Regions from separate parts of the Homo sapiens genome. Here region 2 is linked to region 1. Evidence: read pairs that join two places in POLR2A ChIA-PET (ENCODE). Cell type or tissue: GM12878. All regions are shown on one strand.

Region 1 (4,000 bases):
TGCCAAATTTATTGATTTTTTGGTAATTTTAGACTGCTTGTCTTTAGGGAAATCGTAAAGTGAATATTCTTCCCACTAGGAAACATAGTTTATCAATAGCATATATGGGTTATAAATTCTGCTGGTCTTCATGACACCATCCCATTTAAGTTATTTTTCAAATTTTTGTGATTGTTATTAGAAATTTGTGACATATGTAGTGAAATTTTTCCTCTTGTGCTGTAGACCAAAATGTCTAGTTAAAATCCAAAACTAGATGAGGGAAATATTTAATTTCCTGTTAGCTAGTTTATACAAAACTGTTAACCTCTTCGACTAATATATTTAGGTATCAGGCAAAACATTGCTAATCTTAATATCAGTATTCCTACTTCTTAGTTTATCTCTGATATGCACCGGAACTATTTAAACATCTAGTACATTTAGAAACTACAGCATTGTAGTTAAATGGACTATGTAAAGATGATGAGTTCTCAAAAATGTGCAAGTGGTAATGTGCTTATTCAGTATTATTACTGTAGCAATGAATTACTGTTGTTTTTCATGGTTTAGTATTATAAATATATATGATAAGAATAGGTGATTAAGATTAAGTATTGAACCTATATGATACCTTAGAGTTTGCCTTTTATTTGTTTATTTATTTATTTATTTATTTATTTACTTATTGGACAGAGTCTCACTCTGTCACCCAGGCTGCAGTGGAGTGGGGTGATCTCGGCTCACTGCAACCTCTGCCTCCTGGGTTCAAGTGATTCTCATGCCTCAGCCTCCCAAGTAGTGGGATTACAGGCATGTGCCACCAACCATGGCTAATTGTTGTATTTTTAGTAGAGATGGGGTTTCACCATGTTGGCCAGGCAAGTTTCAAACTCCTGACCTCAAGTGATCTGCCTGCCTTAGCCTCCCAAAGTGTTGAGATTACAGGCGTGAGCCACTGCACCCAGCCTTACATTTTATTAAATAGCGTTTCTTGACCTATACAGTTACATGTTATCTTGAAATATGTGCTAAATGTGCCCACCTTCTAAGCAATTGTTGTTTGGATTCTGAATGAGTAGTAGTTAAGCACAGAAAGAAGAATGCTAATAAAATGATTGCTAACATTCATTTGTTATGAACTATGGATTATGTAATCACCTAACAACCCATGAGACACAAAGTACTATTACGTCCATTTTACAAATGAGAAAACAAGTACAGAGAGGTTAAATAATTCATCCAAGCTCTCATGGCCAGGATGTGATAAAGCCTAATTTTGAATCCAGGCAGTCTAGTTTTTGAGCTTATCCTCTTAATCATTATTTGACTCTAAAATTCATTTTAGTACAGTTTTATGAACAGAGGACTCAGGTATATGCAAAAGTGTAAAGTACAGGGAAAAAATGGAGAAAGAACGTGATCACATTCCAAGTTGAGGTTAATAGTGCCTTGAATGTGCCCAGTTTTCCTGGGTAGAGGGGCTAGGTTTGAAGTTGATCCTTCCCAGTTACGGTAACTCTCCTACTTCCTCCAAGGTAAGTGTTTTTCCTGGTGCAGTTAAGGTGCCTCATGATGAAAATGTCATCTAACTCTCTGCATCTGTTTATTTTGGTACCATTTAACCAACATTTGTTTTGACTGAGTTTTCAAGTAGGCCTTGCCTTCCACACATTGGCTGCTTTCTAGGAACTGGGAAATGTTGCTTCTTAAGGGTCTTCACGTTGGTGGTTAGTGACAGAATTGTGCAGTCTCTAGACGAAGGTGTAGATGGATTTGGGTGTACACCATGTGCATATGGAGCCTTATTTCAGTTTCATTGTGCCTGCTGTAATACTAAATCTGAGTTGGAATGTGTTACACAATTTTTATGAACATAATCAACTTTTGATTATCTTTGTCCATGTAGAGAAATAGCAGTTTTTGTAAGCTTAAGGTGATTTGTGTTTTGTTTGGATTATTTCTAAACAAACATGTTTCCATATGAGAGGAGCTGATTATTCAGGCATTCAAATAAAAGACTGGAAGCTATATTGGTGAGAGATGGAACATTGTCCTGTTTCTCTGACTCTCACACTTTATGTTAAGCAGCAACTTGAGCAGAGTCTATGGCCCTGTGGGAAGTGGCTGAGTAATTTACTTAACAGAGCTTGTCTTTGATAATAGCCCAAGTTGGGGGTTAGTGGTCTGAGAGAAAAAAAAAAAAAGCTATAGTGAAAGCAGCAGCAAAGGAGTTTATAAATAATATCTATGGTACTGAAACCAATTTGCATAGATTATGCCTTTCCTTGCCTGAGCCTACTCTTGTATATAATTAAAAGTTGACTATAGTATTTGGTTGCAAAAAAGGAGCATAGGCGGGTGGATCATGAGGTCAGGAGATCAAGACCATCCTGGCTAACATGATGAAATCCCATCTCTATTAAAAATACAAAAAAAAAAAATTAGCTGGGTGTGATGGTGGGCGCCTGTAGTCCCAGCTACTCGGGAGGCTGAGGCAGGAGAATGGTGTGAACCTAGGAGGTGGAGCTTGCAGTGAGCCAAGATCGTGCCACTGCACTCCAGCCTGGGCAACAGAGCGAGACTCCGTCTCAAAAAAAAAAAAGAGCATATTTTAAGTATTCAGTATAATAAATCACTACATGATTGACTGCTGTTATAGGATTTCTTTATTTTGATTTGATTAATATTTAATTTCATCATTTCCTACTCCTTTAATTTCCAAAGCAATATTTAAAGTAAATTTTCATTTGGTTTTTGTAAGGTATGTGAATGGCCATGCAAAAAAACATTATGAAGATGCACAAGTACCTTTAACCAACCATAAGAAATCAGAAAAGCAAGATAAAGTTCAGCACACAGTATGTATGGATTGCAGTAGCTACAGTACATACTGGTAAGTTAACATTTTCTGGAAATGAGATTTCTTACTGTGTGCAAGTGTGCTCTCCTCCCCTCCCTTCCCTCAGTCTCTAAGCCAGTTACTACTGCTGTTACCTCCTTTTACAACTGTTAGGATTCACGGAGGACTGGAGCCATTGGGAACGCCTATCTTTATTCATTCAGATTTTACTTTGCATTGTTCCTTTCAACTTCTAGGCCTCCTTTTCTCTCCCACCTCCCGTTCCTCATCCATCCTAGCTTCAAGGAAATAGATCTATTTCTTTGTTATTATAATTTCTTTTTCTTGTGTTATTTTAAATTGAAGAACAATGTGATAACCCATGTTCAAAATAACTCAACAAACCCATGTTCCTCCTGTCCCTGGTCCAGTTAACATTTTTGTCATATAATCTTAAAAATTTTAACTGCTTTGTTTAAAAAAAAATTATTCTGACAGTCTCCCTTCTCCCAGTGCAGTTCCACGCTCCTCTTCTACTCCCCCAAAGGTGAATGTCAAGAATTTGGTACGTAGCTTTCCAGGCTATTTTTTCTTTTTTTTGAGACAGAGTTTCGCTCTTGCTGCCCAGGCTGGAGTGCAATGGCGCAATATCGGCTCACCTCAATGTCTGCCTCCCGGGTTCAAGCAACTCTCCTGCCTCAGCCTCCCAAGTAGCTGGGATTACAAGCATGTGCCGCCATGCCCAGCTAATTTTGTATTTTTAGTAGAGACGGAGTTTCACCATGTTGGTCAGGTTGGTCTCGTACTCCTGACCTCAGGTGATTTGCCTGCCTCGGCCTCCTAAAGTGCTGGGATTAACAGGCATGAGCCACCGCTTCCAGTGCTATTTTTTTTTTTTTTAGTATCCTTTAAAAAGAGGTTGGCAACAGGTTCTGTTCCCTCTTTGTAATATAATATTCATGTCTATTTCATATAAATGACAAAGTAGGTATCTATTTTTGTGACTACTTAGAACTAGGTTATTTAGGTTGTGAGTGATGCTTAATGATCCATATCCATTTGGTTATGCTCAGAAAGTATATTCTGCAGTTTTAACTTTGGTGTGAAGCAAATTTCTTTCTGTGACTAGTAAATTATGATGAACAATTCTTGTTTTAATCAGCTTTCCCTTGATTCAGA
Region 2 (4,000 bases), 110 kb before region 1:
TTTATAGAGGCTGCCTGTACTCCTTGGCTTGTGGCCCCTTCTATTTCAAGGCCAGCAGCATAGCATCTTCAAATCAATCTCTCTCTCTCTCTTAGTCTCTCTGACCGCTGCTTCTGTCATGTCACATCTTACTCCCTCTTATGATTACACTGGGCCCACCAGGATGATCCAAGGTAACTTTCCATCTCAATCTCCTTAGCCTAATGGCATGTGCAAAGTTCTTTTTGCCCCGTAAGAGATTCCAGAGATTAGACATAGACGTCTGGGGTGGGAGGGATTATCCAGTCTGTAAAATGGTCCATTACATATGATTCTTGATAGTTACTACACCAATGTCATCTTAGTCTATGTAGCCAACATCATGACACAAACTATTAGTATTTTTTTAAGTGATTTTGTTTGTTTTCTCAAACTGACCCAGTCTCACAAGTCTGTAACAGCTTAACCTTCCAGAAAGCATGCTCAGCATGACAGAGCTGGGACCATGGAATGCCTTTCTCTGGCAAACAATAGAGATGCCCAATGATGCTAATCTTCTGTGGTAGGAACAGTCAGGGAGAAACAGTAATTCTTTTAGGCCCATGCAACTTTTGAATGTTTATATAACTCAAGTTACTTAAGACAACTAATTTGGAGGGCAACTTGACAACATCTAACAAAATTGAAGACATACATACCCTCTGACCCAAGAACTCTGCTCTAAACATTGACCTTAAAACTCCCACATGTACACGAAGAGACTTATACAAGAAAGTCCATTACAACTTAGTTAGCAGTAGCACAGAATTGGAAACATTGATAGGAGGATGGATAAACTGAGATTTAATCATTGTCTGAGTTCTCTAAAAAACAGACTCTGAGACAAAGATACAAGTAGTTTATGTGGGACGTGGTCTCAAATGTTTGACAGCAAAATATGATACTAAGGAAGAAGCCAACAAGCCACAAGTTGTGTTCTTGTGGTAGACATGGATGTGCTGCCCAGATTCCCCTTCAGGAAGCTGCAGGGGTTGGCATCGGCAGAGGGCCTCCAGCTGTCAGCTCCCCCAGGGTCTGCCTCAGCCATAGACAGCAGCCTCACCCAAGGTCATGCCCACTCCAGGACAGCCCACAGCCAGGGACTGAGCAAGGCGGAGGTATAAAGACCCAGCCATTTGGGTCCACCACGAGACACTCTAATGGGTGCTACTGTACTTGCTCCCCAGCTCCCTGCAGGTTGGCCAAGGCTTTATCAGGCCAGCGTCACAGTTCTCCTCCTCCTTCTGCCCAGTCCTGTGTTCCCCCATTTCCTTTTGGAGGTGTTGATTCCTAATAAACATCTTACATCCCAAATTCCAGCTCAGTTTCTGCTTCTGGAAAACCTGGCCTGAGATGATTATCAAGGAAGTTACCACTGTGGGCAGTGAACAGCAGCTTAATCCTGCTGGGAAATTCTAGGAGGCAGTGTAGAGTGAGGCCTCAGAGTTATCCTCCCTAAGGAGCAAGGGAGCTGGGGTATTTATCTACCAACTTCCATCAGTCATTGGTGAGGGCTATTCCTGGGGGCTGTTAAATCCCAGGCTTTTGGGCCTGCTCCATGTAGCAACAGATCATGCTCCAACAGTCAAGAAAGCCCGTGGACAATGATGTGTGGGTGCTGGCAGTGGGAGCCAGAGAAATGCTGAGTGCTCAGAGGATATAGGCAGGCAAGACACCAACAGAGATTGCTACATTCACAGAAAGGAATATTAAACAGCAGTGATGATGAATTAGCTATTTGCATCAATATGGATGAATCTGTCTGCGGCCATACCACCCTGAACATGCCCAAACTTGTCAATATGGATGAATCTCACCAAAACAATATTGAGTGAAAAAAACAAGGTTCAGAAGAATCTAAACAGTATTATATAAATTGGAGAAAAATTTAAAACATGCAAAACAAGAATATTTTTAAGAAAGATACACACACACATACATATATATAGCAAAAGTAGAAAAATACGATGAACAGTAAATTCAGGAGAGTCATAGTATCAACAAAGAGGGAGGGATGGAATGGAATCAGGAATCAGGAGGAGGCCTTGACTACATCTTAAATGTTTTAAATTTTTTGCTGGGTAGAAGTTACACATATGACCATTATATTATATTCTAATTTTTTTTGTATGTCCAAAATTTAAAAAAATAAAACATTGTAATAAACAGGCCAGACTCAGTGCCTCATACCTGTAATCCTAGCACTTTGGGAGGCCAAAGTGAGAGAATCACTTGAGCCCAGGAGTTGAAGACCAGCCTGGGCAACAGCGAGACCCCATGTCTACAAAAACTTTAAAAAATTAGCCTGGCATGGTGGCACATGCCTGTAGTCCCAGCTACTTGGGAGGCTGAGGAGGGAGGATCACTTGAGCCCAGGAGTTTGAGGCTGCAGTGAGTTATGATTGCACTACTTCACTCCAGCCTGGGCAGCAGAGTGAGAACTTAAAAATAATTATAATAAACAAAGTAAAATCTTATTTAAAAAATTCAAATGATCTGAAAGACATGAGGATTGGCCATTGTGAAAAAAAAAAGACTTGTTTTGTTTTTAACTAAAAATAGCATTAAGGATATTTTTAAATGTAAAAACTCTTTCATGACAAGGGTATAAGAAAATGTGATAGGCGCTACCACTGGAGAGCTGAAATACTTTCAACTTCACTCTTTTTTTTTTTTTTTTTACTTTTATGTTAGGTTCAGGGGTACGTGTGCATGTTTGTTACATAGGTAAACTTGTGTCATGGGGGTTTGTTGTACAGGTTGTTTTGTCACTCAGGTACTAGGCCTAGGACCCAGTAGTTATTTTTTCTGATCCTCCCTCTCCTCCCATCCTCCACCCTCTGATAGGCCCCAGTGTGTGTTGGTCCCCTCTATGTGTCCATGTGTTCTTATCATTTAGCTCCCACTTATAAATGAGAACACACGGTATTTGGTTTTCTGATTCTGTGTTCATTTGCTAAAGATAATGGTCTTCAGCTCCCTCCATGTTCTTGCAAAGGACGTAATCTCATTCTTTTTATGGCTGCATAATATTCCATGGTGTATATGCACCACATTTTCTTTATCTAATCTGCCATTGATGGGCATTTAGGTTAATTCCACGTCTTTGCTATTGTCAACAGTGCTACAGTGAACATACATGTACATGTGTCTTTATGGTAGAATGACTTATAGTCCTTTGGGTATATACCCAGTAACGGGATTGCTAGGTTGAATGGTAGTTCTGTTTTTAGCTCTTTGAGGAATCGCCACACTGCTTTCCACAATGGTTGAACTAATTTACACTCCCACCAACAGTGTATAAGCATTTCCTTTCCTCCACAACCTCACCAGCTGTTATTTAACTTTTTAATAATAGCCATTCTGACTGGTGTGAGATGGTATCTTATTGTGGTTTTGATTTGAATTTCTCTAATGATCACACCTTTTTTATTGTTTGAATTGTTTTTAACATGAACAGGTACTGCTTTATTGAAAAATGAAAAGCACCTGTAATTCTATCAACCTAACACCACTATTTTCATTTTCATTAATCCATTTTCCAGACCTTGCTCACATGCATACACTCTTTGCTAAGTTGCAATCATATCACACATGTATTTTATACCGTTTACACTTAATCATATATGATATGTACATAAACGTTTCTCCATTTCTATGTAGTCTAAATAATCATCTTTTCTTTTTTTTGAAACAGGGTCTCATTTTGTCACCCAGGCTGGAGTGCACTGGCACAATCTCTGCTCTCTGCAGCCTCAATCTCCCAGGCTCAAGTGATCCTCCCACCTCAGCCTCCCAAGTAGGTGGGGCCACAAGCATGCACTGCCATGCCTGGCTAATTTTTGTATTTTTTGTAGAGATGAGGTTTCATCATGTTGCCCAGACTGGTCTCGAACTCCTGGGCTCACATGATCCTCCCGCCTTGACCTCCCAAAGTGTTAGGATTACAGGCGTGACCCACCACACCCAGCCTAAAGAGTCA

Evidence for each region. Peaks named below come from ENCODE experiments on the same cell type or tissue, not always from the same donor. Only the 100,000 strongest peaks of a DNase experiment are listed, where the experiment ranks them.
Region 2: POLR2A ChIA-PET joins it to region 1 with 6 read pairs; 2 of 35 experiments call an interaction of 5 or more read pairs at or near these places.

The regions. Positions count from the first base shown.
Region 1 is chr15:63,534,282-63,538,281 of GRCh38, forward strand. It overlaps USP3 (ubiquitin specific peptidase 3), which reads left to right. Exons shown (of 15, transcript NM_006537.4): 3 at 2,744-2,875. Among named protein-coding and RNA genes, the nearest start is that of USP3, 32 kb to the left of the region's middle. In GM12878, no CTCF peak of the experiment used is centred here; a DNase peak (open chromatin) is centred at 2,170; H3K4me3 peaks cover 560 bases; H3K27ac peaks cover 1,306 bases.
Region 2 is chr15:63,426,720-63,430,719 of GRCh38, forward strand. The region is part of intron 4 of LINC02568 (long intergenic non-protein coding RNA 2568); the gene reads left to right. Among named protein-coding and RNA genes, the nearest start is that of LINC02568, 38 kb to the left of the region's middle. In GM12878, no CTCF peak of the experiment used is centred here; no DNase peak of the experiment used is centred here.